2 separate regions of the Homo sapiens genome follow, and region 1 is linked to region 2. Evidence: chromatin contacts called from ENCODE Hi-C or POLR2A ChIA-PET data. All regions are on one chromosome and are shown on one strand. Each heading gives the region's core, a stretch centred on a gene start or an enhancer-like site at or near the end of the contact. The rest is flanking DNA. Distances are from core to core; before and after follow the strand shown. Region 1 holds the start of CFAP20DC (CFAP20 domain containing). Region 2 overlaps CFAP20DC (CFAP20 domain containing).

Evidence for each region. Hi-C counts contacts between places; a loop is a spot of excess contacts on that map. ChIA-PET counts read pairs that join two places held with the same protein, here RNA polymerase II (POLR2A). Pooled maps may share reads with other maps.
Region 1: a map with no recorded cell type shows a loop between it and region 2 (9-fold over the local background). The contact joins the promoter of CFAP20DC here to the enhancer-like site in region 2. A Hi-C loop is called at or near these places in 1 of 37 single-sample maps with no recorded cell type and 8 of 50 pooled maps. POLR2A ChIA-PET finds 5 or more read pairs at or near these places in 1 of 52 experiments (PC-9).

Annotation. Positions count from the first base shown.
Region 1 is chr3:59,047,113-59,052,514 of GRCh38, forward strand. CFAP20DC (CFAP20 domain containing) reads right to left here and starts at 2,913. Exons shown (of 17, transcript NM_001394063.1): 1 at 2,499-2,913; 2 at 53-142. The coding sequence starts at 2,519.
Region 2 is chr3:58,897,466-58,902,352 of GRCh38, forward strand. The region is part of intron 6 of CFAP20DC (CFAP20 domain containing); the gene reads right to left. All of the region lies in intron 1 of CFAP20DC-AS1 (CFAP20DC antisense RNA 1), which reads left to right. Among named protein-coding and RNA genes, the nearest start is that of CFAP20DC-AS1, 75 kb to the left of the region's middle. RefSeq lists enhancers at 1,428-1,929, 2,101-2,340. Within about 2 kb of position 2,031, at least 3 of the 41 ENCODE cell types and tissues checked have a DNase peak (open chromatin) inside an H3K27ac peak, as active enhancers do.

The DNA.
Region 1 (5,402 bases), core at 1,663-4,162, 150 kb after region 2:
TTCACTCACATTTCTTCCCCTGATTTATGTGGCTCTAATTTCTAATACTTACTTTCCAAATCACAGATGGACTACCAAGGATCTTCCATTTTGCTCCAGGATTTTTTCCTTGAGCACTGAAAATTTCAACAAATGCACCTCCCTAGAAAATGAAAATAAAATATTAAAAGACAATGCTAACGAGGAAGTATTATCCACCACATAGTCTATAACCAGTGTTCCCGGCATCTGTCAGTTAAGCTGATCTGGGATGAAACATTCTCCCTGTTATTACTCCTACTTTATACCTTGATTGTATCTAAACCACAACCATTCTGATTTGGATCACCTTGGATTAATGGTTTAAAGAATCTGTTTTTAAAGCATGACAAACATTAAATCAATTGTGCCATACAAACCCTACAGTATCTCAGTGGGGGACTCGTTTACTTGACACATACAGATCATTCTTGCAAAACATTTTATGTTTTACAGACTGTGTTTTGCAACCACACTAAAGGGTTTAAACGCAATTCTTGAATCAGGCCAATACATTCAGGTAGTTATCTCCAAATACAAGCTTTCTAGTCATACTGACTGAGGCTCCAACACTGGCTTTTTAACTATCTGAACTTGGAGTTACTTAACTTCTTGATTCTCCATCTGTAAAATGGGTTGTTGGATTACATAAGATACTAAACATTAAACCTTGAGCATAATACTCAGCTCACAGCAGGGGCTCAACAGCACCATCAAAGTTTATTCAAAAAATGGGAAGGGAAATTAAACAGTTTAGTACTGGTCAATAAAAAGGCCTGGGAGGGATTTGGAAATTCCTATTTTGAGCATTCCTACAAGATATTTTTACGTATGTAATACAAATTAATGTGAAGATCTATAAAATCTGTATAAGAGAAATAAAATATTGTGTCTACAGACAGCCTACTGGTTCCCCATTGTAAACATGAGAACATGGAAGGACACACTTATGTAAGCACACTGAAGATATTACTGAATGTCCATAAGCTTTAATTATTTAAGAAAGGGGAATTAAATAAGATAATTATCTCTAAGGAAGAATTTATTGCAAAAAATGAGAATCCTATATGAGGATTAAATACGGTTTGAATTATAAACAATATGTGAGCAAATCTAATTTCTGTAAGGAATTTCCAGCTTTTAATTTTTCTCAGTAATATAAAGATATTTTTGCCTCTCAGTTATAACACACGATCACTTGGAGGTAAGACATTTAATGTCTTCTTCCTTAGGCAGTATTACGTGCAAACTGTATATGGGATAGAATTACTATAGCTTGTGAGGGCAGGTAATATTTCACTATGAATTTAAATTTGAGACAGCTAGTTGTTTTAAAAGACAAAAGCCCTCATACTCGGTGAGACGGCAAACTCTCCCTGCTGCTTTTTGCTTTCCCATGTCCTCCAAGTTTCCTGTAGTGGGCACATGTTTTTTTGATAATATATTTTACCTATAAGAAGTGAGACAAACTCTCTAAAAGTGTTCTAGCCCAATTAGTGATAACGAATGGGACAGAAGAAAGAGAACTGCAGACTACTCCGAGAGCACTCATAATGAGGCAAGTAGTGTTAGGTGAATGAAAAGGCAGAAGCAATAAAGAGGTGGAGACGGGTAGAGAACTGATTAGATACAGTAACAAACGTTCATCAGAACAGCAGGACTAGCATGGTAAACAGACTGTAAACAAGGAGTGTAACCTCTTGCAAAGGCGAGGAGAGGAGACCAGGAAGGGAGGTGTCCAGTGAGGTGAGGAAAGCAGGTCGAGACACTCTAGGATACTCAAAGTGACTGAGGACGACCCAGAAGCAGTGTTTCTCCAAGTGTGATCCTTGGACCCCCTGCATAGGAATCACTTGGGGGAACTAGTTAAAAAGCTTAATCAAGTGACCCCCATCCAGAGATTCGGATTCACCAGATCTGGGATGCGGGTCAGGAAATCTGCACGTTTACAAGCACCCCAAGAAAGCCTGATGTACTCCAACGTCTGAGATTCACTGACTCCCAGTTCTGTAAAAATAAAACAGCACATAGCCAAAGTGCTTATTTTCTTTCTTGATGTAACAATGCATGCATTCACTCATTCACTCTTCTAAATCGCTTCTGAGATACCAGTGTTGCATGAATACTGAGTCTCCAAAGCGCTTTGTTAAAACTCAAGATTTCTGGGCCCTGCCCTCAAGATTCTGATTCAGGAGGTTTCAGTGGGGCTTAAGATCTCCATTTTAGGTAGAATCACAGACAATTAATTCATCTTAAGAAACACTGAGTTGGAGAGTGAACAAAAGCCAAATCATACGCCTAGACATTGGTAAATTTTTCCTTCTCTCTGGGTCAACAGCATTCACCCATTAATTCTGTCTTACCCCTGAAAAAGACCTTATTATGGGGATAGAGGGTGCACTTTATCCTCACCCCGATCACGGACTACCTCACCCAAGAGGAGAAAGGTATAGACAGGTTGGAGAACCGTTTCGGGTTACCTGGTACTCATTTTTGAACATTCCCGCAGGGGGCCCAGGGCTTGGGGGGCACAGAGTTCAGGGTTTCCAGCGAGTGGCGTGACCCTGACGGCTGGAAATCGGCTGGCGGGAACCCAGGAGCCCGACGGGTGGGAAAGGGCTTCGTGCTTGGCCCAGACTTGGGCAGGCTCTTCTCAGCCCCTCCGGCCCCTGGTCAGCTCCATCTCCCGCCCTCCATCAGCACCATTGCGGCTCCAGCCTCCGCGGTGCCCGGGTCTGGGGAGGGCGCAGCTGCCTGGACGGACTCCGGGCCGTCCCTGGGGAGTGATTGTGTGTGTAACCTACGTGACGGGGCGCCCAGTCGCGGAGCCACAGACAACCGCCCGCTGGCCTAGGAAAAGCGGGCGCGCTCCCGCTGCCGCCCCACCCCAGAATCAAACCGCGAAAGAGCAGCGCCGAGCGCCACCCGCGTTCCGGCCGCGCCCATTGGTTCCCACTGGGCGCCTGCGCGTTGCGCTCTCTAGGCTTCTCGCCGACGGGCACGGGAGGATACGCGGTGACGTAGCGTTGCCCAGGCAACCGCGGGACTCCTGGAGAAATGGTGGGCGGTCCAAACGGTGAGCAGCACGCTCCTTACTTAGGTCATGACCTCTGCCGACTAAAAAGGCTAAACTCAGCGTGGATTAGGGCTATACCAGGTACTGGACTCTTCTAGAGTACTGTCACATCGGTTTGGTCTCTCCTCGTGGTAAACAGATAACTGGTAGGTTCCTGAGGGATACAGTCATGGACTCATGGAACCCTCACGCGGCCTTTGCTTAGAAGGTTCCCAAATTTGGGTTCGTTGAGGCAGTAAGAGGGTCTGCTGGACCCTTTCATTGTTTCAGAAGACCCTAGGAAGCCAAGATTTTTTTGTAGAAAATAATAACTTATTGAGACTAGCACTGGCTTAAGTGTAACTATTAAGTTACTTTATTTAGTTTCTAGATCAGAGCCACTTCTTACATGGAAGGTACTATTGCCAATTTTTGGCTAAGGAACTGTGGCTCAGAAAGGTTAAATGGCTTGGCCAAAGTCATATGGCACTGAGAGGTGACAGCATGCTGGCAGTCCTCAGAGCCCTCGCTTGCTCTCGGCACCTCCCCTGCCTGGGCTCCCACTTTGGCGGCATTTGAGGAGCCCTTCAGCCCCCCACTGCACTGTGGGAGCCCCTTTCTGGGTTGGCCAAGGCTGGAGCCCACTCCCTCAGCTTGCAGGGAGGTGTGGAGGGAGAGGCGCGAGCGGGAACCCGGGCTACGTGCCGCGCTTGCAGGCCAGCTGGAGTTCCGGGTGGGCGTGGACTTGGCAGGCCCCGCACTCGGAGCAGCCGGCCAGCCCTGCTGGCCCCGGGCAATGAGGGACTTAGCACCCGGGCCAGTGGCTGCAGAGGGTCTACTGGGTCCCCCAGCGTGCTGGCCCACCGGCACTGTGCTCGATTTCTCGCCAGGCCTTAGCTGCCTTCCCGCGGGGCAGGGCTCAGAACCTGCAGCCCGCCATGCCTGAGCCTCCCACCCACTCCGTGTGTTCCTGTGCAGCCCGAGCCTCCCCGATGAGCGCCGCCCCCTGCTCCACGGCGCCCAGTCCCATCGACCACCCAACGGCTGAGTAGTGTGAGCGCACGGTGCGGGACTGGCAGGCAGCTCCACCTGCGGCCCCAGTGCGGGATCCACTAGGTGAAGCCAGCTGGGCTCCTGAGTCTGGTGGGGAGGTGGAGAGTCTTTACGTCTAGCTCAGGGATTGTAAATAACCAATCAGCACCCTGTGTTTAGCTCAAGGTTTGTGAGTACACCAATTGACACTCTGTGTCTAGCTGCTCTGGTGGGGCCTTGGAGAACCTGTGTGTCCAAACTCTGTATCCAGCTAATCTGATGGGGACGTGGAGAACCTTCGTGTCTAGCTCAGGGATTGTAAACGCACCAATCAGCGCCCTGACAAAACAGGCCACTGGGCTCTACCAATCAGCAGGATGTGGGTGGGGCCAGATAAGAGAATAAAAGCAGGCTGCCCGAGCCAGCATTGGCAACTAGCTGGGGGTCCACTTCCACACTGTGGAAGCTTTGTTCTTTCACTCTTTGCAATAAATCTTGCTACTGCTCACTCTTTGGGTCCACACTGCTTTTATGAGCTGTAACACTCACCGCGAAGATCTGCAGCTTCTCTCCTGAAGCCAGCGAGACCACGAGCCCACCAGGAGGAACAAACAACTCCAGACGTGCTGCCTTAAGAGCTGTAACACTCACCGCGAAGGTCTGCAGTTTCACTCCTGAGCCGGTGAGACCACGAACCCACCAGAAGGAAGAAACTCCGAACACATCCGAACATCAGAAGGAACAAACTCCAGACGCGCCACCTTAAGAGCTGTAACACTCACCGCGAGGGTCCGCGGCTTCATTCGTGAAGTCAGTGAGACCAAGAACCCACCGATTCCGGACACAGCACCAGTTAGGAACTCTTATCTGATGCTGCACTCATGGTTGAGTTAGGTCAATGGCATAGGTTAATGCTAATCAGGTACCACTCATAAAATTCCTGCTATAGGCAGAGTGGCTCACAGGTTCACGATTCTGTGAGGTAAGGGTTAGTCTCCTTTCATTTGAGAAGATTGAGATTCAGAGTCGATTAGGAATTTACTCAAGGATGCAATATTGAGTTTCATTTATGTTTGAGTCTAAAGCCTGGAATCATTCCACTTCACCCAAAAACCTCAAACATTTATTGTCGTATCATATGCCAACTATTATGGATTATGTAAGGGACGCGAAAATAAATGATATTTGGACCTGCTCCTTATCAAGGATAAGAAGAGCAGATAAGGAACAAACCTTCTTGAACATTCTAAGCCAAATAATAGATGGAAAGGAAATAGAGGTGGGGGCCATGGCACAG
Region 2 (4,887 bases), core at 781-3,280:
TGTGTACTTCAGATACACTGTACTTCAGTGTGTTTTTGTAGTGGCTGGTAATGGTATTTCCTTTCCATATTTAGTGCTTCCTTCAGAAGTGCTTGCAAGGCAAGCCTCGTGGTGATGAGTTCCCTCAGCATTTGCTTGTCTGAAAATTATCTTATTTCTTTTCACTTTTGAAGGTTAGTTTGGCCAGATATGAAATTCAGGATTGGGGAAATTCTTTTCTTAAGAATGTTGAATTTGTTTCCCAATCTCTTCTGGCTTGTAGGGTTTCTGCTGGGAGTTCTGCTGCTAGTCTGATGGGCTTCCCTTTGTATGCGAACTGGCCTTGCCCTCTGGCTGCCCTTAACATTTTCTCTTTCATTTTGACCTTGGAGAATCTGACGATTATGTGCCTTGGCATTGATCGTCTCATGGAGTATCTTATTGGGGTTGTCTGCATTTCCTGAATTTAAATGTTGGCCTGGCTTACTAGGTTGGGGAATTTCTCCTGGATGCTATCCTGAAATATGTTTTCCAACTTGGTTCCATCTCCCGGTCTCTTTCAGGTACCTCAGTCAGTTGTAAGTTCAGTCTCTTTCCATAATCCCCATATTTCTTGGAGGTTTTGTTCATTCCTTTTTTTCCCTCTATTCTTGTCTGCCTTTCTTATTTTGGAAAGATAGTCTTCAAGCTCTGAGATTCTTTCCTCCACTTGGTCTATTCTGTTACTGATACTTTTTTTTTTTTTTGTGAGATAGTGTCTCACTCTGTCACCCAGGCTACAGTGCAGTGGTGTGATCTCATCTCATGGCAACCACTGCCTCCCAGGTTTAAGCGATTCCCCTGCCTTAGCCTCCCAAGTAACTGGAACTACGTAAGCGCATCAGCATGCCCGGCTAATTTTTGTATTTTTAGTAGAGACAGGGTTTCACCATGTTGGCCAGTCTGGTCTGAAACTCCTGAGCTCAAGTGATCCACATGCTTTGGCCTCCCAAAGTGCTGAGATTATAGGTGTTAGCCACTGTAACTGGCCTGCTATTGATACCTGTGATTGCATTGTGAAGTTCTCATGTTGTGTTTTTCACCTCCATCAGTTCAGTTACGTTCTTCTTTAAACTGGCTATTTTGGCTATCAGGTCCTGTATTGTTTTATCATGATTCTTAGCTTCTTTGCTTTGGGTTACAACATGCTCCTTTAGCTCAGCAAAGTTCGTTATTACCCACCTTCTGAAGCCTACTTGTCAGTTTAGTCATCTCAGTCTCAGTCCCATTTTGTGCCATTGCTGGAGAGCTGTTGTGGTCATGTGGAAGCAACTAGGCACTCTGGCTTTTTGAGTTTTCAGTATTTTTGCATTGATTATTTCTCACTTTTGTGGGTTTATCTACCTTTGATCTTTCAGATTGCTCATCTTTGAGTTGGGTTTTTGTGGGGTCCTTTTTGTTTATGTTATTGTTGTTTTCTCTTTGTTTTTTTTTTTAACAGTCAGGCTATTCTTCCATAGGGCTGCTGTGGTTTTCTGAGGGTCCACTCCAGACCCTAGTTGCCTTGTCTTTTCCCATACCAAGGTTACCACCAGTGAAGGCCATGAAACAGCAAAAATGTCAGCCTGTTCTTTCCTCTGGAATCTCCATCCCAGGGGGGTACTGACCTGTTGCCAGCCTGAACTGCACCTGTAGGAGGAGGCTGGAGACCCCTGTTGGGAGGTCTCATCCAGTCAGGAGTAACAGGATCAGGGACCCACTTAGAAAAACAGTCTGGCTGCTTTCTAGTAGTGCAGCTGTGCTGCGTTGTGGGAGACCCTTCCTTGTCCAGGCTGTCTGGACTCTCCAGAGCTGGCAGGTTGGAACTGCTGAGTTGCCTAAACCACAGAGATGTTGGCCACCCCTCCCACTGGGGACTCGGTCCTTCTCAGGCAGACTCAAGCCTGCTGCTGCTGACTGGCTGGAATTTGCCATTAGGTCTTAATTTGTGAGACACTGTGGAAGGGGGGCCTGCAGAACATGCTGCTTGGCTTCCGGGATTCAGTTCCCTTCCTAGGGATGGATCTCCCACCTTGCTGAGAATCCTGGGGGTGGAGTATGCAAAACTCCTGGGTCTCTGTGTGTGCCTGAGTGGCTGCTCTGCTGGGACTCCACACAGCTCTGTTTATTGGACCCAGTACCCTGGTGGCATGCGCTTATGAGGGGATCTCCTAATCTGCTGGTTGCAAAGATCCGTGGGAGGGGTGTGGTTTCCTGGGCAGGACTGCACAATCACTCACCGCTTCCCTTGGCTGGGGTGGGGGGACTGTTGGCTTCATGCCACTCCCGGATGGGCCATCACCCCACCCTGCTTTTTTTCCATTCTCTGCAGGTCAAGCTGTTTGCCTAGTCAGTAATGTGAGAACCTGGATATTTCAGCTGAGGGTGCTGAACTCACTTGCCACTTTCACTCCTCTCCACGAGTGCTGCAGACCACAGCTGCTTTTAATCAGCCATCCTGGCCCTCTCTCCCCACAGATAATTCTTTAATTAAAATTTTGCTAAGTACTCTGAGGGAAAAGTTCAAGGTGAAGAAACAGCATAATGGGAGAATCTAATAGCATAAGGCGTCAGGGAAAGTCCTGTGTGATAAAGAGACATTTAAGTTGAGTCATAAAAGATAAGTAGAAAGTAGCCTGATAAAATGGGTGGGAGTGATCAGTGAGGTGAAAGGAATAGATCATCGAAGACTGTGAAGGCAGAAGGACTCTGGTGCATTCTAGGAACTGAGATAAAGTTCTGCCAAAGGATTGTTAGCCTGGAAGTGAATGACTGGAGAATCCTAATGATATATTTAGTACAGCACCTGGTTCAAAGGGGATGCAAAGTAATCCCCTTATGGACAGAAGCCCCTTAATAACAGCCTGGACTAGATTAAATGCAGCTGCCACGTCTTCCCTTTTCTTCCTTTGGTTAGTCTTTGTTCAGCTATATCCTGAAAAGTACTCCATACACATTTTATTTGGATATTACAACTTTCTCCCAGATGGCAAATAACAAATCAATCAGATATTAAGGGACCAGGGCCTGTCTGCATTGTTCTTTCAGACATGTTCTATCTTCTGGAAGGGACTGTGTATGGAAACATACAGACTGCCTGATTAACATCTAGATAAGGACATAGCTGAATCTAAACTGCTTTTGCTAACAAATATGAAAGCATGTAATGTTGGCTGGAATGGCCAGTTGAGAATGGCTAAATGGCACATGAAAGAGAAGGCTATGAGAAAGCTGACAGCTCATGCAGCGTCCAAGCACAACCAGATGGTGGGTTTCTTGATGTCTTTGCTCCCAATATGAGGTAGTGTATTATTGGAATGTTTGAGTGACTTTGTAACCCTGTTCCCCTTTCTTTGGCCATAAAGCCATCATAAAATGATCCATTCTGTAGGTGTTTAATATCTTTGAAGAGGATCTTAACTAGCTGTAAGAATTAAGTCATCAATTTTAACACATATGTAAAGCACTTTATGTATTAAAAATCATCATCCCCATTTTATTAGGGGGAATGGCTTGTAGAGAGTGAGATTTATAGATCGGTTTTGGTATACGTCTCCTTCTAATTAATATAGTTTAAATAATGACTAATTTTGTAATAGTTTGCTGGTCTCAGACTCATCTACGTTCATCTTATTTATTTGGTAAGAGCCTGCAGTGCCTAGCACAGTGCTTTAGTTATGTGGAATTTCACCTCTCTGAAACAACAGTGAGGGCCAAGTATAAAACACAAAGTTCTCTGCCAAAATATTGCGATAAAGTGTGTTCATTTTTTGTTCATTCACTCATTCATTTGCCATGTAACTCTCAGATTTTCTCTGAGTTTGCTATAGAATGCTGGAAAACATTAAGAAGCAGTATATTATAGTGGTTAAGAGCACAGGCTCTGGGGCAAGGCTTCCTGGGCTCATATTCTGGCTCCACCACTTATTAGCTGTGTGACCTTGGCACAACAACTCTACCTTGTTGTATGTACCCTGCTCTCCTTATCTGTAAATCATGGACACAAAAATAATACTTACCTCAAAGGGCTATTGTGATAATTAAATGAGGTTTAAGTAATGATTAATGTAAATGAGGGGATAAGAATAGTGCCTGGTATACAGCAAGTGCTACGTAAGTGTTTATGTAAATTATTTCATTACAATGGTGAAAAAAGCACTACATCTTACTAAGTGATTTTTTTAATAACAAAAGGTTTTGATGTCTGAAGGGGTAAATAAACCTGAGCTACACCTAAAACTTGGCTATCCTGAATGAATCATGCCTTTAGAGCTTTTTTAAAAAAATGCTTTATTGAAGAGAAATTCACATTAACAGAAAATTGACCATTTCAAAGTGAACTATTCAATGGGACTTAGTACATTCATAATGTTGTGCAACTACCACCTCTATCTACTTTCAGACATTTCTATCACTCCAAAATAAAACCCCTTATCCATTAAGTAGCTTCTCCCCAATCTCTCAAGTCTCCAGTCCCTGGCAGCCACAAATCTCTTCTGTCTCTGTGGATTTGCCTATTCTGGATATTTCATAAAAGTGGAATCATACATTATGTGACCTTTTTTTGTCTGGCTTCTTTCACTGAGCATGTTTTGGAGGTTCCTCCACATTGTAGCAAGTGTCAGTACTGCATTCCTTCTTATGGCTGAATGCCATTCCATTGCAATACATACAAATGGCTGAGTGCTATTCCACTGTAATACATACATCATTTTTTAATCCATTCATTTGTTGATGAACACTTGGGCTGTTTTCACATTTTGGCTAATGTGAATTGTGCTGCTATGATTATGTATGTACATGCACTTGTTTGAATACCTGTTTTCCATTCTTTTGGGTATATACCTAGGAATGGAAATGTAGGGTTACATGGTAATTCTACATTTCACT